5 separate regions of the Mus musculus genome follow, and regions 1, 3, 4 and 5 are each linked to region 2. Evidence: chromatin loops called from intact Hi-C (ENCODE). Cell type or tissue: heart. All regions are shown on one strand. Region 1 has its middle 77 kb from the start of Il12b. Region 2 has its middle 160 kb from the start of Il12b. Region 3 has its middle 200 kb from the start of Gm12153. Region 4 has its middle 210 kb from the start of Gm12153. Region 5 holds the start of Adra1b (adrenergic receptor, alpha 1b).

Evidence for each region. A loop is a pair of places that touch in the nucleus more often than their neighbours do. Peaks named below come from ENCODE experiments on the same cell type or tissue, not always from the same donor. Only the 100,000 strongest peaks of a DNase experiment are listed, where the experiment ranks them.
Region 1: a loop joins it to region 2, with 10 times the contacts of the local background. A loop is called at or near these places in 6 of 42 quality-filtered maps.
Region 3: a loop joins it to region 2, with 2.5 times the contacts of the local background. A loop is called at or near these places in 3 of 42 quality-filtered maps.
Region 4: it touches region 2 in a loop (6-fold over the local background); 5 of 42 quality-filtered maps call a loop at or near these places.
Region 5: it touches region 2 in a loop (6-fold over the local background); 3 of 42 quality-filtered maps call a loop at or near these places.

The regions. Positions count from the first base shown.
Region 1 is chr11:44,321,008-44,326,007 of GRCm38, reverse strand. No RefSeq gene overlaps it. Among named protein-coding and RNA genes, the nearest start is that of Il12b, 77 kb to the left of the region's middle. In heart, no CTCF peak of the experiment used is centred here; a DNase peak (open chromatin) is centred at 2,467.
Region 2 is chr11:44,241,427-44,246,426 of GRCm38, reverse strand. No RefSeq gene overlaps it. Among named protein-coding and RNA genes, the nearest start is that of Il12b, 160 kb to the left of the region's middle. In heart, no CTCF peak of the experiment used is centred here; a DNase peak (open chromatin) is centred at 3,046; H3K27ac peaks cover 321 bases.
Region 3 is chr11:44,153,414-44,158,413 of GRCm38, reverse strand. No RefSeq gene overlaps it. Among named protein-coding and RNA genes, the nearest start is that of Gm12153, 200 kb to the right of the region's middle. In heart, no CTCF peak of the experiment used is centred here; a DNase peak (open chromatin) is centred at 2,153.
Region 4 is chr11:44,167,079-44,172,078 of GRCm38, reverse strand. No RefSeq gene overlaps it. Among named protein-coding and RNA genes, the nearest start is that of Gm12153, 210 kb to the right of the region's middle. In heart, no CTCF peak of the experiment used is centred here; no DNase peak of the experiment used is centred here.
Region 5 is chr11:43,833,754-43,838,753 of GRCm38, reverse strand. It overlaps Adra1b (adrenergic receptor, alpha 1b), which reads left to right and starts at 2,265. Exons shown (of 2, transcript NM_007416.4): 1 at 2,265-3,614. The coding sequence starts at 2,666. In heart, CTCF peaks have their summits at 2,186 (motif pointing left) and 2,805; DNase peaks (open chromatin) are centred at 2,153 and 2,723; H3K4me3 peaks cover 3,047 bases; H3K27ac peaks cover 1,063 bases; H3K27me3 peaks cover 2,061 bases.

The DNA of each region.
Region 1 (5,000 bases), 80 kb before region 2:
ATACTGACACACACTGGGATGTGTGTGTACCAAATGACTAACACCTCCGCTCTCATGGAAGGAAGCTCAGTTGATTATTTAGTCGATGGTCTCCTGTCTGAGGAGCCTCTGGGGTCTGGAAATGGTAACGAACTTTGGGTATCTTGGGTGTTTATTCCCTTCCCAAGATCTGAGGGCGTTTAATCAGTCCTTGGTGCCTGATGAGTCACTGAATGTCCTTCTAGCTGAGTCACCTGAGGCCCCCTTCAGGGAAGGACAGCAGAGCTCTTGGAGGCAGAACCACCACATGCTTGTTTATCTGAGGAGGAGAGAAGAGGGGTGTGATTGTCCCAGCCAGCGAGAGCCCCGCAGTGTTCTGTCGCCGTGTCCTGACACAGGCGTGTATCGCGACATCAATGGACAGAGAGCAGTAACTGGGCTTGAGAGTGTATGATTTGTACTGTTGGTTGTGGTTACAGATTTGTCTTTGAAAACGTCTTTGTTGTGTTGCTTCCGTAAAGACAGCAAGCTGACATTTATAGAATCCTCACTGGCTCCCAGACAATGCACAAAGCACCTTACGTGCGTTGTCTTGATTCATCTCTTCAGGCAAGCACCTGGGTTTCTCCAGAAATATCAAAGCACAGAGAAATAAAGCTTTGCCCAAGGCTGGATGGTTTCTGAGCTGCAAGGCTGAGGCGAAGCCTGACGGGCAGATGTCAGGACTCCCACAGTCCATCACCATGCATGCAGCTGCCTCTGTGGTCACCATCTAGTATGTGGGTGCATGGAGGTGGCTTCATGGTCAAACACTCCTGGGGCTCCTAGATCCTCCAGTCACAGGTGACAAGATGAAAGGGCCTGAATGTTCATCTCTTTTCTCTGTTCTGTAGGATGGGGTTGAGATGCCTTCTAGAACAGAATTCTGGGGTGAGTTTGGTGAGGATGAGGCATATTGTAAGTCACTCAGACCATCCTTGGAATTCTGAGAATGCTTGCTGTAGACAGTCTCTCCCAAAATGAGTGTATTGGTGTTTGTCCCACCCCACATGGTCCCCTTTGTGGTGGTGACACTCCTTCAGTAAGTACTTGATTTAGAGTCCCAACTCGTGAACCTAAGAGCATCTTTGCAACTGCCTCAGCCAACAGAATGTGACAAAGGGGACATGGCATGACCTCTGAGCACAAGTGATTGAGAATCTGGGGACATGTCCTCAGGGAGCCAAGATATAGGATATGAGATGTCTGTTTGCTTCATAACCCTCATGCTCATGAGGAGATCCCACAAAGGGTGACATCCAACGAGAGCCAGCTCTTCTTGTGCTAGGCCTTCCCATCTTCCCTTCCTAGGCAGCAACTGGAGAGTACAGCTTCCTTCCCATCTTGTCTGCCAGCCTCAGACCTAGCCCTAGCCTCAGCTTCAAACCATCCCATATGATTTTGAACAGAGCAAAGATAAGCATGTCCTATCAAGATTTCAGGTCTGCGAACACATAGACCTTTAATCTGGGTTAAGCCTTTACATCTTCAGGTGATTTTTCCTTGAGAATTTTGTATAATATGTTTTGATCACATTTACCCTCTGCTACTCCTTCCAGATCTACACTCCCCTTCCCCACTTGCCCACCTTTGTCTTTTATTTTATTTTATTTTATTTTATTTTATTTTTAACATATCAAATCCAAATGGCATCACTCTTATGCTCTTGGATGTGTGGCTACTGGGGTTGACTGACCTATAAGGCTATAACCTTAAAGAAAACTGATGCTCCGCCTCCTAGCAGGTATTGATTACCCAGAGTCTCTCAGCTAGGGGTTGAGTTTCATTCCCATTTCCTATCTTCATGCTGGAATTTTATCTGGCTTGAGCTAGCATAGGTTTTGTGCATACTGTCACAACAGCTGTGTTGTGCATATGTGCGACCACCCTATTGTGTTGAGTGATTTTTAATGCAGCATTGGGACACACTAAAAAAAAAGGATTCAGGTTTACATGGTACTATGTAGGGGAATAAACAAAAGTATACTCTCCTTATATTCAAAGCCTTTTCTTCAACCTGTTGGCAGTGTAGTCCTTGGCAAGGATCTCAATCCCTCAGTTGTCTCATCTGTATGATATGGACTGACTGTGGTTATAGCTTCAGAAGGTTATGGCGACAGTAAAATAGAAGTCCATTACTAATGCGTGGCAAGGACCTAATGTCTGCCTATGTTGGGGTTTCAATTCAAACAAACAGTCTGACCCCAGACTACAATCCATTAAACCATAGCCCATGATATTCTCTCCAATTTCTGAAACCTATACCAGACAGGAACACCCGAGTATACCCCAGTGCTCATGGTAGGACATGATTTCTGGTCCTCCCTGGTCCCTGTCTATTCTGTGGTCCTTGGTGGGTGTTGCTCAGTGCTGCAGGCTGTATCCTCACTTCTCTTTTATGAGCACAAGATTACGTTGGCTTTTCTGGCAGTCACCTCATGGTGTTGACTCATCCTGAGTTGGCAGTGAAAACCCTGGAGTGTTCTTTACCACATGTGCTAGCATCCAGCTGCATTCCTTCTCAGCTAGGATTGGCACAGGGGGAGACTTTGGAAGCCAGTCTGCAAAGCTGCCTGTCTTGTTCCCTTTGGATCACTGTTATACCTGCCTGGTAAAGAGTCAAGCTGATCAGCTGGGTCCTCAGAGACATCCTGGATCCTTGTAATAAGTCTTCCCCCCACCCCCCTTAGGTCAGCCTGACTGGTATTGATCGCAATAAAAGAGTACAGAAAGACTAACCTCTGGTCTGCTTGTCCAGGAGGAAAGATGGGGTAAGGATGTCAGGGGACAAGACTGAGAAAGCCATTGTGATAGTTTTTATATGCTTGGTCCAGGGAGTGGCACTATTTGGAGGCGTGGCCTTATTGGAGTAGGTGTGTCATTCTGGGTGTGGGCTTTAATACCCTTGTCCTTGCTGCCTGGAAGCTTGTCTTCTGCTAGCAGCCTTCAGATGAAGATGTAGAAATCTCAGTTCTTCCTGTACCATGCCTGCCTGGGTGCTGCCATGTTCCCACCTTAGTGGTAATGGACTAAACCTCTGAACCTGTAAGCCAGCCCCAATGAAATGTTGTCATTTATATGTCTTGCTTTGGTCATGGTGTTTGTTCACAGCAGTAAAACCCTAAGACAACCATCATGGGGGACTTATGCCATGTGTCCACACTTTCTTAGCTTGTGGCAGTGTCGTCATTGGTCATGAACTTTCTGCTGAGTTTGTATATGGCCTTGTGATGATCAGTTTTGATTGCCAACCTGATGCAACTTAGAATCATCTGGGAAGAGAGTCTCAATGAGGCATTGTCTAGATCAGATTGACCTGTGGCAGTGTCTGTGTGTGTGTGTGTGTGTGTGTGTGTCTGTGTGTGTGTGTGTGTCTGTGTGTGTGTGTTGATGCTTTAATCAATGTGGGAAGATCCAGGCGAAAAGTGGGTGGTACCACTTTTTTTCCTTAGTTTTTGGCCCTGACTACATAGGAGTAGAGGAAGTGCATTACATCACAGGCATTTCTATCTCTTTACTCCAGGGTGCTTCAGGTCCTTACTTTAACTTTCTTGCAACAATGAACTAGAACCTGGAATTATGAGTGAAAGAAACCCTGCCTCCCACAAGTTGCTTGTGGTCAGGATACTTTAATCACAGCCACAGAAATTAAACTAGAATATGCTTGGACTCGATTGGTAGTCATCTGACTAGGATAGAGGACAGAGCTTCAGACAGGGCCCATGTTCTTAGAAGACTTGTGCTTCCTGAAGAGGTGGTTCAGGTAGCTTCCAGTCTCCCCAGGTTGACTATCACCCAACTCACATTTTTATTTTCAATTTGCCCACAGGGATCAAGTATTTTTTTTTTCTTTGCCTACTTTCTTGCTGAGCTACAACTTCTCTAAGTGATGGCCTTACTTGGTCATACTTGTGTGCCAATACTACATACTGTGCTTGCTCAGGTAGTCACTGGGTAGTCAGTGTGGTTATGGACCTCTGGGTGACTAGTACAGTACTGGGGCTTAACAACATCTCTTCGGCAGTCACTGGTGAGATCCTGACTCTTGTGGAGAGGAGATCACCAGGGGCTCTGCTTAGGCACTGTGAGATGCACAGTCAAATAAACACTGGTATATCCACAGTTCTCTGTAGAACAGTATCAAAGGACTGTGATGATGATGCCGTCAAAGGCTGAGCCGCCTCTGCACGTCCTGCTACCTTGTCCTTGAGTCCTCCAATTATGTCTTATTGATCTGCATCTTTCTCCTATTACTCCCCAGCCTGAGGCTCCTTTTCTATTCTGAGAACGGGAAGCTGTACCCTTAAAGATCCTTATTTATCGATGCCTAAATATTCAAAGCTCAAAGTGAATCAGCAACTTCCTTTCCTTCCTTCTTCTTTCTTCTTATGTCTTCCTTCAGAGAAGGCCTATAAACGGCCAGGTTGAACCAAAATGGGGAGTGGCCCACAGGAGGAATAAATGCTAAAATGAAAAAGCACATTGCTGAACACCTTAAAGTATTAGCAACTTAGACAATGGACAGAAACTTGCCCAATGGACAGAAACTAAGCCAATTGGAAGAAGTTTTTCTGAGCATACTGTGGAGAGGGAGTCCAGGATGTAGACAGAGTAAGACCAGAGGAGACACATCAGAAGCCTGGAGGGAAGGGCTTTGTGTCACACAGTTTTCTACTTCTTATAATAACTTGAAAGTGGAAAGAAATGTTTTGACTCACGGTTTCAGTGTTTTTAGAGCACGGTTGCCTGGCTCTGTTATTTCTGGGACTGAGGTAAAGGAAAGCATTTTGTCAGGGAGAGTGAAGTAAGTCATGCCTTCTTCTTTGTAGTGGCCAGGAAGACAAAGCTAGAGAGATGGCTTGGTGGTTAAAAACATGTCCTCTTGAAGAGGACCCAAGTCGGGTTCCTAGCACCCATGCTGGGCAACTCATAGGTGCCATTAACCCCAGTACTCCAGGGAGATTTGATGCCCTCTTCTGGAC
Region 2 (5,000 bases):
GCAGATACTGTCAGTCACTGTCTCACTGCAGACCTTTTGATGTTGTTGGGTCTCTGTACCACGAAGCAGCTTCTTTTTGGCCACTAGAATCTCCCATGTTGCTATATCTGTTGTCTTCTGGGTTCCATTCTGGCAGCTGTAGCAGCTGTGACAAGTTCTATCCTTGGATTCTAGCATCCCCGCCATTTTGGAAGCAAAGGATGTGTTCATGAAGGACCCATGAAAACAGTTTCCTATCTTGGTACTTGTTTCTGTCTTCTTGGGAGAAGCTTTGCTCTGTCTATAAATAGGGAAGATTAGTTCATCCTTGCACCACTTAGTCAAGCTATAATTTGCTGTTATCAGGCAGAATGCACTTGTAGAAAAAGTGCAGACTGTGGAATCAAGTGAACTTGGGTTCACATCCCACCTGTGAGCTGTGGAGATATACTAGCTTTCCCTATTATTGTCATGGCCAATTTAAAGGATGAAGAATTTATTTTTACTCAAATTTAATGATGGATGAGGTCCCTCTCGGTGGGGAAGACTGGGCAGTTAAAATGGCTCTTTGTTGAAAAACTATTTAATCTCAATCTGAGGCATCTACCCTGTCTTTGATCATTCAGTTCCTGGATAAAAGTCATACAAGTTTTATTATTTATAATAAGCCTTAATCAGCACAAGAACTGGGCATATATCTACCCTCTATGCTCTTAGAATCTACTTTCCCATAGATAACCCCATGTTATGACCTATTATGTTTCATCTGGGCTACTCTTAAATCAAATTGGCCAGTCCCCATGGCTATGATTTTATGATTCTTACCCCATGGCATCTACTCCTCTCTCTTTCCCACTCATGGCTCTCCTCAGACCCCAAGCTCAGGAACCTGAAGCCCCACCTATGTCTCTTCTACCCAACGATTGGCTGTCAATGTCTTTATTTACCAATCAGGGATAATTTGGGGAGAAGGTTCACATGGCATCACACAAGTATATGAGGATCTCCTCATTGCGGGCAACCTGTATTTAGCATTAGAATACAAGCAGCGTTGGACCAATTCACTATAGTGCTTTGCTGTGGTGACAGCAGAATCATGATCTAGGTGGATCAGGAAGGAGAGAGAGAGAGAGAGAGAGAGAGAGAGAGAGTCTCGTAGACTTGGTTTCTCTTTCCACAGTGGGATCAAACTCAGGTTATCAGGCTTGTGGGTCAAATGCATTGGCCAGTCTAAGACCCCAAACTGTGCGGTGGTATCTCCCACATTTGAGGAGTATCTTCTCACCTCAGTTAAACATCTCTGAAGATGTCCTCACATCTAGAGGTCTGTACTGTATAGGTGTTTCTTAATTCAGTCTAGGTTAACTATCACAAGGGTTATGTGTTAGATAATTTATGTCAAGTTGACACAAGCTAAAGTGTTCTGAGAGCAGGGAATCTCAATTAAGAAAATGCTTCTATAAGACTGGACTGGAGGCAAAACTGTAAGGCATTTTCTTAATTAGTTATTGATGGGGACAAGGTAGCCCTTTGTGGGTGATGGCATCCCTGTTCTGGTGACCTTGGATCCTATAAACAACAACAACAACAACAACAACACAACAGGCTGAACAAGCCATGTGGAGCAAGCTTGTGAGCAGCACTCCTCCATGGCCTCTGTATCAGCTTCTGCCTCCAGGTTCCTGCCCTGTTTAAGTTCCAATTCTGACTTTCTTTGATGACGAAAGTGATTTGAAAGTGTAAGCTAAATAAACCGTTCCCCCCCCCCCCAAGTTGCTCTTGGCCCTGGTGTTTCATCACAGCAATAGAAACCCTAACTAAGACAGGTTGTCAATAGATTTATTTATTTTCCTTTTGGAATGTCTCTGGCTATCAGTTGCTTCTGCGGTAAATGGGAAGAAACAATGGTCTCTGTCTCACTGGAAGGCTGTTCCACTCTGTAACAAGGAATTGTACCCAATCAATGATCAGAAAGAATGGATAGAGAGAATGGAGAGGGGCAGAGAGCAAAGATTTGGAGCAAGAAAGATGAGGAGGGAAAAAAGGGATTGCCATTTTATTTCCTGAAGACACTTCTGGTTTTGGCCTTCAAGGATATGATCCAATAAAATCCGAATTTCCTTTAGGCTAGATTGAGTTCACTGCCTAAGGGTCTTAATAAACTCGTAGATTTGTTTAAAGTAATGCCTGCTTTACAGATGTGAAATAGTGAACAACTTGAATCGTGACAGCTACCTGTTGCTAATAAGCAATTGAATTGATATCGAATTCTTGGCACAAGCAGGTTTGAAGTAGTACACCCTTTCCACATTTGTGCTGCTGAATGCTAAGATTGTACCTGGAAAATCGGTGGTGTCAGTATATTTGAAGAATGAAGGAGGATGAGAGAGAGGATCTGATTCATTTTTTAGTCACTATCTCCATTCACAGTGGCTGACAGCCTGGCTGACAATAGGTGGGGCAGGTTAGTGGTAAGCAGATAACCAGGGTGCATATCATATAGCCTCTTTTGCATAAGGGATTCTGTCCTGCTGGTAGGTTCAGCAGATGTTTTGCGTCTTACTGAGGGCAGCAGGTGAGTGCTCAGGGAGGGTCTCATTCTGGCCAGAAGAGTTATGTCTCTACATCAGTGGGTTTGGAGAAGTACTGGGTAAGTTCCAGGAAGAGAACAGGCTCCTACTGAGAGCCCTTTCTCGGCATCCTATTACCCTCCCCTAGTCATCCCCCCCAACCCCTCTCTTTTCACCACTCCTCCCCTTACCCCCATCCCCCACCTCCAGTCCCTGTTTCTGTCATCCATCCATCCTGGACAAAGTGGGTGAATTCTGGGAAGCTTTGAGCGCCTAAAGTCATCACCAGATAAGGGACTGTCTCCAGAGCCATTGGCAGAAACATCCCATTGCCCGGGTGAGGTCAAGGTAGCTCACTGCCTCTGTTGGGGACAAGAGCCTGAGGAAAGAAAAACATTCTGTCTGGTATCTGCTAGTTCTGGCCTTGTCCCCAGGCCTTGTTCTCACTGAAAACTGACACGAGGCTAAGGAGAGCTTATCTCCTGCTTGGGTCAGGAGGGCTGCAGGGCAGGTCTATTCTCAGAGCAAGTTTGCAGAAGGTTTGGACAGAGTGTGAGGACAGCAAAGCAGGCCCCTTGGGCTTGCCAAGGAGGGCAGGGCCTGGGCAACCTCACACACTCTGCAGGACTTGGCTTTGCAAAGTTGCCATTTGAACTTGATTTAATCTTACCCTTGTTCTTGGCAACTGTAAGCAGGAGGTGGTCAGCTCTATCTGGAGCATTGATAGGAGTCTGGAGGTGAAAAGGTTAACCTTTTTTCTTTCTCAGTGGCTGTGGGGCCATATGCAAGCGTTTGGTGTCTCTGTCCTCAGGCTCTACAGGGTAAACTGAGGAAAACTGAGTCATTTACTCTTGGAGGTTCCTTCCAACCTGGGTGAGACACATGGTCTATAACATTGAGTCTGAATCCATTTGCTGTTCTGATGTACTAATACAGAACAGGTGGCCCTACATTAACTTCATTCACAAGCAGTAGGAGGTGGATAAAAATGAGCCATATTCCAAAGAGAATGTTGCTTTAACACTAACAAAACAACCATTCTAAAACACTCCCCATTAAGCTTTGTGTGCCCATCACCTTACTTGGTCTTTCACATACTCCCTGGGGTGGGGATGGGTAGCATTGTGATTCCCATTTTGGAAATGAAATTATTGAGGTGTAGGGAGGCTCAGTTGTTTCCATACCTCCTGGGAGAAGGTGGCACTGCCCAAATAGGTGCCTAGCATCTGCTTAATCTTAAAGCCCACGTTCTTGTCTCTTGTGTTATCAGATAAGGGTGGAGCAACATGCACTGTTACTGTGGAAGCAGAGCTACATGAGGTACAGTCACCTGGAAGGCAGGGATGCTTGTTTTTCTCATATTGAATTGGCAAACAAGACAGTAGAATGTGTGGCCCAGATAGCTTTTTCTAAGCTCACAGCTCAGTATTAGGTTCAGGCTAGAGCAGGCCACACTTAACTGAAACAAATATCTGTCTGACTGCCTCTGTCTGTCTGTCTGTCTGTCTGTCTGTCTGTCTGTTTATCCCCATCCTCACTGCTGACTCTAATTCTCTTTGCTACAGGAAAATGATAATCTCCCTACAAGAGAGTCTTCCTATGAAGTTTACCCCCAGGCAGCCAGGCACATACTGTATGCTGCAAACACATTGACTAAAGCAATGAGCCTTTACCTCTTCCTTCCTAACTGGGAATCATAGACAAGCAGACTGCAAGCTGGTACAGTGGACTACTTATCAATTGCCTGACATGGACCTCTTTGAAACCTGTAAGAAAGGACCCCTATTTATCTTTGTGACTCTGAAATTCTTTTAGAGCATTTGTCATTCTGACTATCTATGCTCTTTAAGCATTTTTTTTTTGAGGTTGGTATGGAGATTTTGCCCACATATGTGTCTGTGTACCACGTACTTATCAGACCAGAAGAGGGCATTAAATCCCTTGGAAATGGAGTTACAGATGGTTGATAGCTACAGTGTTGGTGCTGGAAATCAAACACGGGGTTCTTTGGAATGGCAGCCAATGCTCTTAACAGCTGAGCTATTATCTCTTCAACTCTTGTCAATAACTCTTAATAAACCTCTTGCAAAACAGCAATTTGACTCAGTTGTTCCTCTTGCACTCTTAATCTCATGTGTTACCCTCACTTGTCCTCATGACCCCAGCCTGATCTCCACTCTATTCTCATCTCCATTCATTCTTACTCACTGTTATTCCAGTCATGGAACCTTTGTGTGTGTTAGTCCTTATTCTTGAAGTCCTAATCCTCTCTTGCTTCTGTTGTATCCATGAAACAACTCAGGCCAGGTTCAGATGACATGCTATCTCCATTATTGAGGGTGTTCTTTGACTTCCAAACAGCCACAAGGCTCTTTTGGCGTATGACATGCTCTCTGATTGGTTTTGCAAGCATTCAGTTGATGGATACCCACTGAGTGATACTATGTGCTG
Region 3 (5,000 bases), 88 kb after region 2:
CTAACACAGGAGCTGTGATGAGTAATCTTTGTTGGCAACTTGACTAGATCTGGAATCAATCAGGATACAAGCCACCAGAACTTTTGTTAGGGACTTTCTGATCAAATTATTTGAAAGAAGATCTGCTCTAAATATTGGTGCTACCTTCTGGTGGCAGTGCAAATAAAAGGAGAGTTGAAAGAAAAGTTTGCTTTTTGCCTGCTTATCTTCACTCTTGCTGGCAAACTCGCCTACTTTGTTGGTGTTTCATTCTTTTCCTCAGGTTAGAACCAGCTTCTTCAGGCTTCCAAAGTAGACTGAAGATCACCAGCACCCCAGGAATCCTCAAGGCCTTCAGTGCCAGATTGGGATTGCTGAGATACCCTGGGTGATGGTCTGGACAACTCCCAGATTTGTTCCCTCCAGTGTGAGACAGCCATTGTTTGACTATGAAAACCTTATAGTGTAAATCAACCCTAATAAGTCCCCTTTACAATATATATCCTTCCCTCTTTGGCATTTTCACAGCTGAATTCTGTGAAGACACAGAGTGTCGCTCCAACTACCTTGCCTTAGTAAGAGACACAGGGAGAAGGCTGTGGGGCTGTGGCTATTCCTCAGGACATCATTTCCCCAGTTCTCTCTGCTGGCTGGAAACAATTAGGTAACAAATCAATACTAGGGGATCAATGTCTTATTCTACAAACTGTGGGACTTAGCATCAGACCTGGCCAAAGGAGACAGGGGAACAGAGCTGCCTAACAAGATCTGTCCTATGCATGGCTGAGAATATGTCCATGTTTACAGGTATTTCTGTTAATGTGCATTTTCATAATGTAAGCTGGATAGAGTGGCAGGAACCAATTAGGGCACTGTTCTAACTGGGAGATGGTGGGGGTTTTCTCAGCCACAGTGGAACTGGCATCACCGAATCAGAAACTTTACTCTCACACAACAGAGAGACAAAGCTTTGGCTTCTCTGTAGGATTTGCCTGTTGTTGGCCAGTGTTACTTGTCGATGATGCAAGTTTTCTCATTTAGCCCTAAGAATGAGAAGTCAAGGGATCCTGTTTTATGTCTGACACTCACTGATCAGGGCTGAGGCAGTGACTTAGTGGCTCAGATGCTTCCAGAGAATCACTGAGGACAGGAGTTTGGATCCCTAGAAGACAGAAACACTGGGTGTGGTAATATAGTCTATATTCCCAGCACTCCTCTGTGGAGCTGGGGAGTAAGCACAGAAGAATCCCCAGAAACTCTCGGGCCAGCTAGCTTGAAATACTCAGAGCAAAGCAACCAGGAAGGCATGTTTCAAATAACATGGAAAATCCCATGCACCCTGTGACAGATTGCCAGTGCTCACTTACACAAATATCCACACAAAGACATTCATCAGAGAGAGAGGGGGGGGGGTAGGGGGAGAGGGAGAGGGAGAGAGAGAACAGAGAAAGAGACAGAGACAGAGACAGAGACAGAGAGAGGAATCATTCACACATAAAACAAGCATCTCTAATCTCACACTCAGGATGCTGAGGCCAGAAGCGCAGAGTCAGGAGGAATGATTAAGGGAAAGCTCCAGAAATTGGATTTCTTTGACTTAGACTTTGAATCCACATTCCATAAAGAATAGTACAAGGAGGGGGCAGTTAAGGTCTCAGCCTCAGTTTCTTTGTTTATAAAATAAAGATAGTAATAGGATTTATCTCCGAAGGTTAATGAGGAGTCAATGACATAATTGTGCAAGGCCTTTGCTGATAAGTGATAGAAGTTATTGCAGGCTGAGTTGGTTAGCATAGCTGTTCTTGGGAAAGCAGCTGTTCATTATAGGAAGACAGGCTGTGTCATGGCATTTGCAATGACCTTTTTAACTATTAAAAAAAAAACCCCAGAACCTGAATCATGATTAATTTATGTGCCATGTTTATGAATTTACATGCTAAGCTTTCTCCACTCTGGGTCTTTGAGGAGAAGGAGGGTCAGTGACACAGAAAATTTGGATGTACCGCAAAATGAACACTTTCTGAGCCTTCATTTGGTTGAGATCAAACAGCCTGGCCTCTCTGGTAATGAAGCTCGGGCAGGTCTCCAGGCCACCCTGTAGTGCTCATAGATTCCCCACCCCCACCTCACATACCACAGGAGTGCGATGGCAACAGTGCTGGGGGCAGCCAGGGGCATGTTCTTCCAGGAAACTTGCCAGGAAGATAAAGAGAACATTCCAGAAGCCAATATGCCGCTCAAATGGCAGGTCACTTCATTCTTAAATCTCCTCATTTCCTGATTGGTGACAGAGGACACCAGGGTAGACAGCCTTGAGTTGGTGGAAAACGTGGTTGCCAAGCAGAATTAATTCTCTTCAGAAGCTGCAAGTTGACATTGGAAAAGACAGTTCTGTTATATGAGAAAGAATTTGTTCCAAGCCTTATTCAGCCGGTTCTGGAGTGTGTGTGTGTGTGTGTGTGTGTGTGTGTGTGTGTGTGTGTGTGTGTGTGTGTGTTTGTTTGCATACACCCATGTACATGTGTGCAGACTCCTAGTCAGGTAGATCTTGTATGAAAGGGACAAGCAATTACAAGTTCCAAATTACATGACTCTGTCGTCTGAAATACAGCTCCAGTTTTTTCCCAGGAGACACAGAATAATTTCCCCACCTCCCGGCATTCTGTTTCCTAGTTGTTTGACTTTACCCCAGAAGGCACTGAACTCAGAGATGAAGTTAGGCAACTCTGCAAATTTGTTTACTGCAAGGCAAGGATTAGAACTTGACCTCCATTCAAAAATATACATCCAGCTCTTTTTCCCTTTTCTCTTTCTGCCACTATCTCCCCCCACTCCCAATAAACCTCTCACAGGTAGAAAAAAATAAAAACAAAAACAAAATATACATCCATACTCTTGAGTCCATGTGGAAAGGAGCTGTTAGCATCTTGTGTAGCTGTAAAGCAAGTATCAATGGGGCACATGAAAACTGAAGGAAGAGTCATTTTGCAAAATCCTACTTTATATTTTTAAAAGAAGATATAAGACATTTCATTTTAAAAACTAGGATGCAGGATATTGGTCATTATGGAAAAAAATAAAATGATGAGAAAAAAATATGCCCTGCCAGTACACAATGTGAGGAGTTGGGAGAGAGAGAGAGAGAGAGAGAGAGAGAGAGAGAGGAATATGAAAGAAAGGGTGCAGATCATGTGTGTGTGTCAGATGTCCCCCAAGTGTGGCATCAATCCCTATAACCTGCCACAGTGGTGAAGGCCTTCTCTACCTGTGAATTGAAATCAGAATGCTGTAGCACGGGGCCCTTGCTCTGTAGTCTAGTCAAACGTAGTGAGTGGTCTTATACAGTCCATGGTCCTGCCGTGCGGGATAACTGGAAGTTCACCATATTCTCTTGAGTTGGGAATGGTGAGGGGCTGTTTGGCTTACTCTTCAAGGAGATACCACTGAATGGCAGATGGTAACAAATCCCTGCTCCTCTCTCTCCTTCTTCCTCCCTCCTTCCCTCCCTCCCCTCCTTCCTTCCACATTTTGAGGCAACGTCTTGCTCTTAGCCCAAACTGGTCTTGAGCTTATAGAAATCCTCTTGCCTCGGGTCCCAAGTGCTAGGATTTTAGTCATATACCACTATGTGACTGGAGTTTCTTTATGTATTTCTGCCTAATTGTGCTTGTTACAATTACCGGGAAATACTTTTTAAAAGACGTACAAAGGATAACAAAATATTCCATATGCAAAAGTAGAATCAGTCACAGAGGAGGAGCCAGGAAAGAGTCTCAGGAGGGAGTCCTGAGTGGAAGCAGGCAGAGTTCCAGGAGCAGGGGGCGTGGCCTTTAGATCCCCTCATCCCCACCAGGCATCTTTCTAAGGTGCAAATACACCTTATTATACACAGCAAAATACACACATCTTGGGAATCATGTATATTTTAAATCAATTACACCCCCATAAAGCCGCCACTCCAGTCAAGCCACAGGCTACAGATAGATATTTGTTCTTGTTGTTATTTCTTTGAGGTTTGTTTTGGTTTGGCTTTTTGAGACTGGGTTTCTCTGTGTAGTCCTGGCTGTCGGCGAACTCACAGAGATCTGCCTGCCTCTGCCTCCCAAGTTCTGGGATTAAAGGTGCACATGCTATGTTCATAAACAACTACAGTTCACTGCCTCTGCTGAGCAAGGCAGCCCAGGAGGAATGAGTAACACTATCAGCACTTTCATTCCTGACATTCCAATTATTGGTTTCTTTGGTGCTATGATAAATAAATGTACTATAAATGTTCTTTCCTTTTAAAAGATTTATTATTTTTTAACAATATGTGTTGGGCCCCATTTTGGCCCTGGTTTGGGCCTTGAGGACAAACCCAAGCCTGGCTCCAGTTTCAAGACCTGTCTCCGTCACTTCCATATTGGGGTGACTCAGCAAGACCTGTTTGACCTGCCTCTGCCCTGCTGTTGTTGATGTAGAGCTTTGCCATTGGCCCTGTCAGTCACTCCATACCCCCCTATCACCCTTCCCTGCCTCCTATGTCATCTTCAGCCCACCCAATATCATCATTCACCTATATTATCACCCCACTCCAAATCCCCCTCCCTATGTTCTGAACTTATATAAGTGAGAGGCTGATGCCATAAACTTCCTGCTTCAACAAGACTCCGGGCCTCAACACTCACCATCCAGCTCAGCCCCGGAGAGACTCTGGCAGGGAAGTGACCTCTCTCATCTCGCCTGGACCTGCCAGCAAAGAACCAGCAAATATGGATAATTGACAGAGACCAAAAGCATTAGATCTTCCTGGAACTCCAGTTATAGGTGGTTGGGAGTCACCTAAATGCCAATGTTGAGAACCAACTCAGGTCCTCTGCAAGAGTAATACATGCTCTTAACTTCTGTGGCATCTCTTGAGCCCCCAAGAAATGTTTTTAACTTATGAATAGCATCTGAGTCTGTGTGAGGACATATGTCATCTGTGTGAGGGTAACTGTGGAGGCCATAAAAGGATGTTGAAATTCCTGGAGCTGGAGTCA
Region 4 (5,000 bases), 74 kb after region 2:
GGCGTTCCTCTGAGACTCTGATACAAACTTTCATGAGCTGAACAGCGCATAACTTAGGTCCGAAGCGTTTCTATCTAAAGACAAGTTACAAGTTGATTCATATGCATTATGGACGTATTGCCGTCAAACTTAAAAGCAACAGCTCTCTGAGTCATGCCTAAATGAAGCCTCTCCGACTCACATCACAGCCTTCTTCGTTTTCCACCATTAGTCTCTCTCCAGTGTGTACAAGGGCCATTTGAAACAGGGACATCACCCACAAAAAGTACACAAATGGGAAAAACATGTGGCAGTAATAGGCTCCTGAAGGGACATGTTCACAGTCTGGGAGCTGATGAGACCTGTTCATGGCATGAGTGCTGGGCAAAAAAAAAAGTCTAAGTGTCCTCTGATTGTCACACCTCCGGTAGGGATGTCCATACTGGGCAAGTCTGCTTGTCTTTGAGTGGCTGTAAAGGCGCCGTGAGTATTGATCCTTTAATAATAGAGTTGAGCAGGTAGGGAAATGCACAGACACAGAATCCACCCATGATGAGGATGTGCAGTGTTCTCCTTCCCCAGTGTGCTCTTGCTCTCTTTCATTCGTTGTCATTGACAGCAGCCTGTTAGGTGGCCTCCAGGAATCTCCTGGTCTTCCTTCCAGGGAAATGACATTGGTAATGGAAATTCCTGTTCGAGGTGCTAGACTTATTTTTTTAATATAATGTGGCTTAAGGTGCTAGAATATCAGTTTTAAGGCTGAGTTACAATAGATCTCTCTCCCCTCCCTTTCCCCCTCCCCGCCCTCCCCTTGTCCCCTCATCTTGCTCCCTTTTTTGCTCTATGGGAAACCAATTAACACGGTTTGAGCTTCTCTATGGAAACACTAACAAAGTAATACATTAAGAGAGGTGATGGGAAAATGAGACCGTCCACATTACAGCTACAAACAATTCTGCCAACAGCCTCTTGAGTGAGCAGACCCACCCTCAGGCAAGACTTCAGGTGAAGTTGCCACCCAGGTCCATTTTCCCATTATGATATTGTAAGAAGCCTTAGACCCAGAGGCAGAAAACCAAACCAACACACAGATTCTTACCCCAAACAAAATGTAAAATAACGAATGAGCAATGTCTTAAGATGCTAAGTTTTGGGGTGCTTTGTTATAGTGTAAAGGATAGTCACTTCCCCATTCACTATATATGCGTGTTGTATGGCTTCATGAGTGAGGCTCCAATATGTTTTATTGTCTTTAATCTTCATATTGACCTGATAAATTGCTGTTATTATTCCCATTGTATGGATCATGCAACCACCTGCTAAAGTTTTGGTAACTTGAAGAAAGTAACACAGCTGGAAGTAGATTCTGACCTCAAGTCTATTCAACTCTGAGAACTCAAGCCTTGCTAGATTTGCATAATACCATGGGCCTGAGAGGGGAATAATGACTTCCTGGTCTTGAGACCACTGCCTCAGATATTGCCTCAACCAGCCCACAGGCAACAACAACAACAACAACAACAACAACAACAACAAGTTGAGATGAAACTGACAGTTACCAGAGATGACCATAGCAGTGTTGAGCATCTGTCACTGCGCCTTCCTAGTCAGCATTTGCAGGAGAAGCCATTGGAGCTAAGGACTGCCATGTCACTTCTCACAAAGTCATCCAATCTGGAATTGGATTTTATCTGTGAGCTTGGTCTGCCAGACCAAACGGTAGGGGCTGAGAGGCTTAAACAACAGAAAGTTACTTTCATGTCCTTTCTGGAAAGTGTGAGATCAGCGTGCCTGTACAGACGTGGGATGAGCCCCTTCTCTTCCAGGTTTGGAGTTGGATGTATTCACATGGCGTGCTTACATGACAGAGGTGGTGGAGGAGGAGGAGGAGACTGTGTTCTGCAGTGTCTTCTTCTTCTTCTTATGAGGGTACAGCTTCATCAGAGAACGGTGAGATAGCTAAGACCTTATTTAAACTTAGGCATTCTTCTAAAGGTCTATGTTAAAATAGCACCGCATCAGAGGTGAGGGCTTTGTGGAGATGGGAATGAGAAATGTCCCTCAGAGGCCCCTGTATCTGAACACCTGCTCCCCACTTGGTGGTGCTGTCTGAGGGATGTCATGGAATCGTTGGGTGATGTTATCTTGCTGGAGGAAGTATGTCATGGTGATGAGCTGTGAGAGTTTGGAACTTGGCCCTAACCTCAGTTTACTCTCTCAGCTTTGTGTTTGCCATTAGATACAATCACTCAGCTCCCTGCTCCTGCCACCCTGCCTGCTGCCGTGCCTCCTGTCATGTCTGCCACTTTCTGCCATGCCTCACCCACTCCCACCCACCATGATGAACTCTTGTCACTCTGAAACCATAAATCTAAATAAACTCTTTCTTTCATAAGTTGTTTTTGGTTATGGTTTTTACAGCAGCGAAAGTAATGGATACAGGCTTCTGCATGGGAACTGGGGACCGGCGTCAAAATTCAGTTCATAATAGAAGCCAACACTTCCCTTTTGCCACCATGCAAGGTTGTGTAGATATTAAGAATGCCACTCTCGGGGGATTAGTCTGATACAAAATGCTAAAGTGGTTAAATTGATATCTAGGAGTCCTATCAATTCCTTTTGTCTCTCCCTCCTTACATCCCTAACAGACACATTAAGATCAACAGCCTCTGCATTGCAGGCCTGAGCTTAGTGTGTGTATGATATTTGTAAATGGCCTAAACCAATCCAAGCTCCCCACTTCACAAAAGCCTAAAAAACTAAAATGATCTGCCCACAGTCACAGGCAGGGCTGGTAAGTGGCAGAGCCAGGACTGGGACTAAGAGGCTTCCATACCCCAGGCCAGGTAAATCCTTGTCAAATCCTGGGTATGTGGGGGTTGTGGTGAAAGGTGTTGTCTTAGTCATCTTTGTGTTATCATTACATAACACCTAGGATGATCGACTTATAAAGCAAAAAGGGTTATTCTGGCTTGTGATGCTGGAGTTCCAGGCCAAGATCGAGCAACACATTGCTTTGGTCCTCATGACCAAAGCTGGAGCAGAACAAACTACTTACCTCAGACTCCAGGAAAGAAAGTGAGAAGGGACAGGTTGGAATCCCTTAATCTACTTCAAAGGGACATTTCCAGGAACCTGAGGGTTTCCCACAAGATCATAAGGGTTCTAGCAACTTTCACTAGTTTGGCCATGGGGACTAAAGTCTTTGTTGGGCACAAGATTAAAACAGCACAGGTATCGTGTAAGTGTGTGGGCATGCATGTATCCATGTGTGCATGTTTATGTTAGCCATGCATGACAACATAGGCAGTGTCCCTGTCTTCTATTTATTCTATTTCTTCTTTTGATGTTCCCTTCAGGATAAAATGAGACTCCTTTGCAGCTCCCTGGGGAAGAAATTGTCCAACTTGTTCTAGAAAGAACAAACTGGCAAATATTTGAGAGTCTGTAGGCCAGATGGTCTGGGTCACAATTATCCGGAGTTATCAATCTCATTTAAAAGTAGACATACACAAAGTATAAACAAAGGGTGTGGCTCTCCCTGCTAGTAGGGTTTTATTTACAGATAGATGTCGGGCTGGATTTGACTGAAGGGCTATGGTTTGTAGCAGCCTGGAAGCAGGGTGCTCCCTTTGACCTTAATGCCTTCAGGTTAACTTCTTCCTGCCCTTTCTTATCTCCTACTGGCAAGTTCTCAGGCTCAAAGACCAGGAGTCAGGCCAGGTTCTGTCTGCTCCAATCTCCAATCTCTGGCCCTCAATGTCAGCATTCTTGCCAACCTGTCACTATCTCGTTCCCTATGTCAATTACTGTACTGAATGCCCTAAAGTCCTGTCATGCTCCACCCCTTCAACAGCACGTAACATGGGATTACTGGTCACCTGGCATGAGCTGATTGAGAATTAACAAGCTAACTAATTTAGCCAAGGTCACTCCTCAGTGACAGCTTTGGATCTCATTCTCCCAGTTCATAATGTCCAAGTTCTTAATACATTCTCTCACCCCCACGTAGATGGCTTTAAACTAACACAATGACCCCCCACAAATGTAATACAAAACAACGCAATGAAAAAAAAAACAAGTTAAACTTCTCAGTCCCAACTGCAGGCATAGCTGTCTAGAGTCTCAGTCAACAGAGTGGGCTCAGAGCCACATTGCTGGGATTTTTTTCTTTGACGTTCTAATGCCACAGTCCCTGGAGAATCAGCCTAGGAGCCAGACCATCCTGGATAATTGTGGTCCAAGTGGGCTGGCCTCAGTGGGCAGTGCTGCAGCTTCTGAAGGCCCATGCAGACCTGTGTGAGCAGACCTGGCAGGACAGGTGCTTGGCAAAGCCACCTCCAGATCTCCGAGTCCTGCTGAATGACTCAGAAGCACCCAGGCTCGAGCTGACTCTATGCTGATAATGACCATATTCCTCTTCTTAGAAAGCAAGCCTACTTTACCTGAAGTCCAGCCCCAGCAGGAGAGGACCTCTCATTTCTTTGCTTGTCTGTCTTTCCCAACCCCTGGCATGCCTATGCATACTGAGCGCATTTTTTTCAGAGCTCTTTAATATCTTCATGTGAGCACTTTGAAGCTCTACATGAGCACTTTCAATCGTTCTTCCTACTACGGATAAGTAAAGGCTGGCTCTACTGGCCACATAGATATGGAGGTTAATGCAGACTTTTGTACCAATTATTCTTTTCGGTCCAATGGTTTAGCCACTCCTGTCTCTGCCCCTAAGCAGCAGCTTTTGAATCAGAGCGTGGGAGGCAATGAGAACTCTATTTTAGAAGGTGATCATATCCTTTCAGGTTGACAGCTTGCTTGCTTTTTGGTCAGTCCCCAGTTGCCTGCCCCAGACCCATTCTTTCTACAAATGCCCCATTCTCCTCGTGAATGAGAAATGAGTGCGCTATTGCAGGCTTACAGGTGCAATGCATCATGCGGAGAGTGGAGCGGCCTCCTCGACTTCGATTCCGCGGACCTGCTCAGAATGCTCAATCTCAGCCACTGGCTCTCTCCAGCCCAAATTT
Region 5 (5,000 bases), 410 kb after region 2:
GCGACTATCAAAAGCAGAAATTAGAAGCCTGGGCCATGGCTTGTGGACTGGAAGAAATGGGTATCAGGTGTCTCCTTGCAATTCAGCAGCCACTGCCCTGTCCCCTGCCTCATGTCACTAGCATATGACTAACTCTCTGATCTACTGTTTTCTCGTGTGTCCACAGAGAGCAGTGATGCCTCTCTCTCAAAGACTTGTTAAAGAAAAATAAAAGAAAATAAGTAAGCTGGGTGTGGTGTCTTATGCTTGTAATCCAAGCACTGGGGAGGTGGGGGCCAACGGATTTTGGGGTTTGGGACAATATTGGTCTGCATAGTGAGCTCAAGACCAGTGTGAGCTACACAGCAAGAAAAGGGAAGAGAAGAGAAGAGAAGAGAAGAGAAGAGAGGAGAGGAGAGGAGAGAGGAGAGGAGAGGAGAGGAGAGGAGAGGAGAGGAGGGGAGAGAAATAAGTAAATGTTTGATGAACAGTAGGAGCTCAGCAAATGTGGGTTCCTTCCCAGTAGCACTAACTTGAGCCCCAAAATGAGCCATTTAAAAAAAAAGCCCAAGTTATAACATTTACTCTATCCCCTATTTTGCTCCTATAGAAACGGTGACTCTTCTATGGCTCAGTACTCAGCACTAGAATAAGGAAACCCAGTAATGACATTCAACTCCAACTCACCCTTCCTCTCCTCAATAGGCATATGTACTTGAAAAAAACGGCTCAACTCCCTTATCACACGGGTCCCATCCTCAAAACAGAAATCAAAATGAGACTAGTTCTCTCATCAAGTCGGGAGAAAAGGCAGCATGAACGTAGCACATGGTCTAGCATCTAAGTATTGGGAGACAGAGAATCTTGAGTTCAAAACCAACCTGAAGACCTTCTTTCTTTTTTTTTTTTTTTTTTTTTTTTTTGAAGACCTTCTTTCTAAAAACAAACAAACAAACAAACAAACAAGAAAATTCTTCCCTGGTTTGACTTTTTTCTTCTTCCTTTTTGTAATTACCCACCTCTGGAAATAGGGTTTGTAGCCTAATAGCCTACATGTATACAAGGCAATACAAGAAAAGAGCCAACAGGCAAGACCCCCCCCCCCAAGTCCCTTCCCCAGGATTTGGCAATCAGTCCTCACTCTCTACTCCCAGAGATACAACTAGCTCCCTCTCACCCTTCCCTCCCTTCCTCCCTCCTTCCCTCCTTCCCTCCTTCCCTCCTTCCCTCCCTCCCTCCTCCCTCCTTCCCTCCCTCCCTCAACTATCTCTTTAGTGACAACCCCAAGCCCCTTCTTAAAATGTCAAGTTCAGCCTAGAGATGCTGCTCACTTGGTAGAGTATGTGCTTGCCTAGAATGCACGAAGCCCTGAATTCCATCCCCAGTATCAAATAAACCAACCACGGCGGTACATGCTTGTAATTCCAGCACTCAGGAGGTGGCCATAGGAAAATCAAGAGTTCAAAGGTATTCTTGTGTTATACAGTGAGCTGGAGGGCAACCTGAGCTACATCATACTCTGTCATTAAAAAAAAAAATCCAATTCATATTCTTCCATACCCTGGTTGCATTTCTCTGTCCTCAATTAATCTTCTCCTAAACTCCTGTCATTAGATGTCTCGCTTCAGATTTTGCTTGTTTGATAAGCTTCCACTTGCCGGTCAGGAATCTGGGTACCCTTCTAACTGTTGGAGAACAGTGCCTAGAATGGAGCCACTGCCTGGAGGTGGACATTAACAATCCACTGAAGGAATGTGTGCAGGGAATAACTGAACGAATGAATGAGCAACAGAAGTTTCTAGGTTTTATCAAGGCCAAAGAGGTTGCAAGGGGGAACTAAAGTATACGCCTGGTCTCAGATGTGACTCAAGTCTCTGTCACCTGCCTAACGCAGGGATTTTCTTCCTTTTGTAGAAGCCAGTTGTGTAGAAGTTGCACATCTCTCTGAACCCATGGCTTGACTCCAGGAGCCCCCATTAGAGGTAAGCATCCCCACCCTACCTTTTAACTGAAGCGTGAACAGGGGGAAAAAATAATCCCAGCGGGCCCCCTGGGGTGTATGAACCGGGATGCCCACACCCGGATCCCCTGCTCTGCTCCCCGCCCCATCCCCGCAGAGGGAGCGGTGCCGGGCGCGGCAGGTCTCCAAGCCGACTAGGCTGGCGCTGGCGTCGGGGCTGCGCTCCTTGGCTGGACCCGCATTGCCCCCTAGTGCCGCACAGAGTCAGGGCGCCCGGGCTTCCCCGCCTGATGTCACCGCCGTGCAGTCAGCCCAGAGGCGGCTCATTGAAAGCAGACCCTCCTCGCGATCGCTGGGCGGAGAAGGCACCGCGGTCCGTAGACCCGCCGCGGGCCGGGCACAGCCGGGCACCCCCGGCCCGGCGCCCGCTCCTCCCCGCGCTCCCGCGCCAGCCCGGCCAGGCGCGCCTGACGTGGACCATTAAACTTGGAGCTGCCGCCTCGTCCCCTCTCTCCTCCTCCTCCCTCTGACAGGCGAGCGAGCCGCTGGGTGCAGGCAGGCGACGTGCTGCCGGGCTAGGCTGCCCGGGGGAGATGACTTCTCGCCAGGAGGACGCCTCTGGAAAGAAGACCACGGAGGGAGCAAAGTTTCAGGGCAGCTGAGGAGCTTTGGTCGCAGCCCTTCCGAGCCCAATCTCCTCCCTGGCTATGGAGGGCGGACTTTAAAATGAATCCCGATCTGGACACCGGCCACAACACATCAGCACCTGCCCACTGGGGAGAGTTGAAAGATGCCAACTTCACTGGCCCCAACCAGACCTCGAGCAACTCCACACTGCCCCAGCTGGACGTCACCAGGGCCATCTCTGTGGGCCTGGTGCTGGGCGCCTTCATCCTCTTTGCCATCGTGGGCAACATCTTGGTCATCCTGTCGGTGGCCTGCAACCGGCACCTGCGGACGCCCACCAACTACTTCATTGTCAACCTGGCCATTGCTGACCTGCTGTTGAGCTTCACAGTCCTGCCCTTCTCCGCTACCCTGGAAGTGCTCGGCTACTGGGTGCTGGGGCGCATCTTCTGTGACATCTGGGCAGCGGTTGATGTCCTGTGTTGCACGGCCTCCATCCTGAGCCTATGTGCCATCTCCATTGACCGCTACATTGGGGTGCGATACTCTCTGCAGTACCCCACGCTGGTCACCCGCAGGAAGGCCATCTTGGCGCTCCTCAGTGTGTGGGTCTTGTCCACGGTCATCTCCATCGGGCCTCTCCTTGGATGGAAAGAACCTGCGCCCAATGACGACAAAGAATGTGGGGTCACAGAAGAACCCTTCTACGCCCTCTTTTCCTCCCTGGGCTCCTTCTACATCCCACTGGCGGTCATCCTGGTCATGTACTGCCGAGTCTACATCGTGGCCAAGAGGACCACCAAGAATCTGGAGGCGGGAGTCATGAAGGAAATGTCCAACTCCAAAGAGCTGACCCTGAGAATCCACTCTAAGAACTTTCATGAGGACACCCTCAGCAGTACCAAGGCCAAGGGCCACAACCCCAGGAGTTCCATAGCTGTCAAACTTTTTAAGTTCTCCAGGGAAAAGAAAGCAGCCAAAACCTTGGGCATTGTAGTCGGAATGTTCATCTTATGTTGGCTCCCCTTCTTCATCGCTCTCCCACTTGGTAAGTTGGGGGCTGGCAGAGGGGAGGTAGACCTACATTGGTTTTCCTGATGATCTCACACCAAAGTTTTTGTGTGGGTTTGGTTATTTTTATGCCATCAGTGTGTGTTTGGAGACTGGATAATACTATTTGTTCTGCAAGGGCTTTGCAGATTGGGGAACTGGCTAAGAACCAACTCAGGTGTTGGTGAAAAAAAAGCTAAGATACTAGGCACTTGAAATAGAAGCACGGAAGGAGAATCTGGGATGTGGAATGACTCAGTCACTGGCCTCAGTTTAATAATTAAAAAGGACACTGGGCTCCAACATCTCGCCAGTGTTATTTCGGTAGTAACGATGTATCTGAGAAGGCAGCGTCACTAACACAGAATACCAAATAGTTTGTAGTTACTGCAGACGCGGCATTGGGGAAGCAGAGAGGCGGCTCCTACAGAGAAAGGCAGTGTTCATTCAATATTTGCAGGGACCACGTTTCTCAGCCTTGCAGAGGCTGCGGTCTTCCTCTCCTCCCTCCCTGCTGGCTCTCCCCTTTCTGCACTGTCGTTCTTACCAGATAATAGGAGCATCCTACAGCCACACAGCTTCCATGGGCCTTTAAGTTTCTGAAGCTTGGGATTTCAAAGCGAAATATTTTCCGTTTTCACCCCCAAAATGCTCCCAACTCTGGCAATTTATGAAATGTTCAGAATTTAATTATAGCTGACCCTCACCTTCAGCGATAAGACGCCAAACCCAGGCAAGATGGAATTCAGTGCTACCAGCTTCCCACCCCCTACAAAAATGTGCCCATCTTATTTAGCTTGGTGGTCCTGATAAGTTCAAAAGGCTGCCTGATTCCTGCTGGGGGGGGGGGGGAGACAAGGTCTGGCTAAATGGTAAACAGAGAAGAAGGTTCTGTGACATGCTGTTCACGTGGCTTGGGAAATCCTTGTCCCTTCTCTGGTGCATTGATCTGCTTTGATATCTTTTCCTATCTCTGATGGGAACTGGAGGGAAATGAATGGAAGGATGTACTCAAGGCATGCTATCAGAAGAGGGGACACTACTAAATACCACAGACCTCATACCTGCAGGGTCTCAGGGGTGGCCAAACCCCTCCAGCAGCTATGACTCCAAAGTCACACTGCTTCTGAGAGAAAAAGATGAATGGGAAGGAAGTGAATGTTTACCAAGAGTTTCCTTTTTTTTTTTTTTTTTTTAAGGAAAAAAATCTATCCAACATACTGTCTGTGTGATCTTTCCTAAGGAAGTCTGGCAGGCTACTGCCATTCAGAAATATTCCTTCCAATGGTGTTAAGTAGAAAGAGCTTAAAATTCTGCCCCAGCAGTGATTGCATCCCACTGCAGAGGAAAATGATTCGCCTTCTCAAGGTCTTGGGACCTTTGG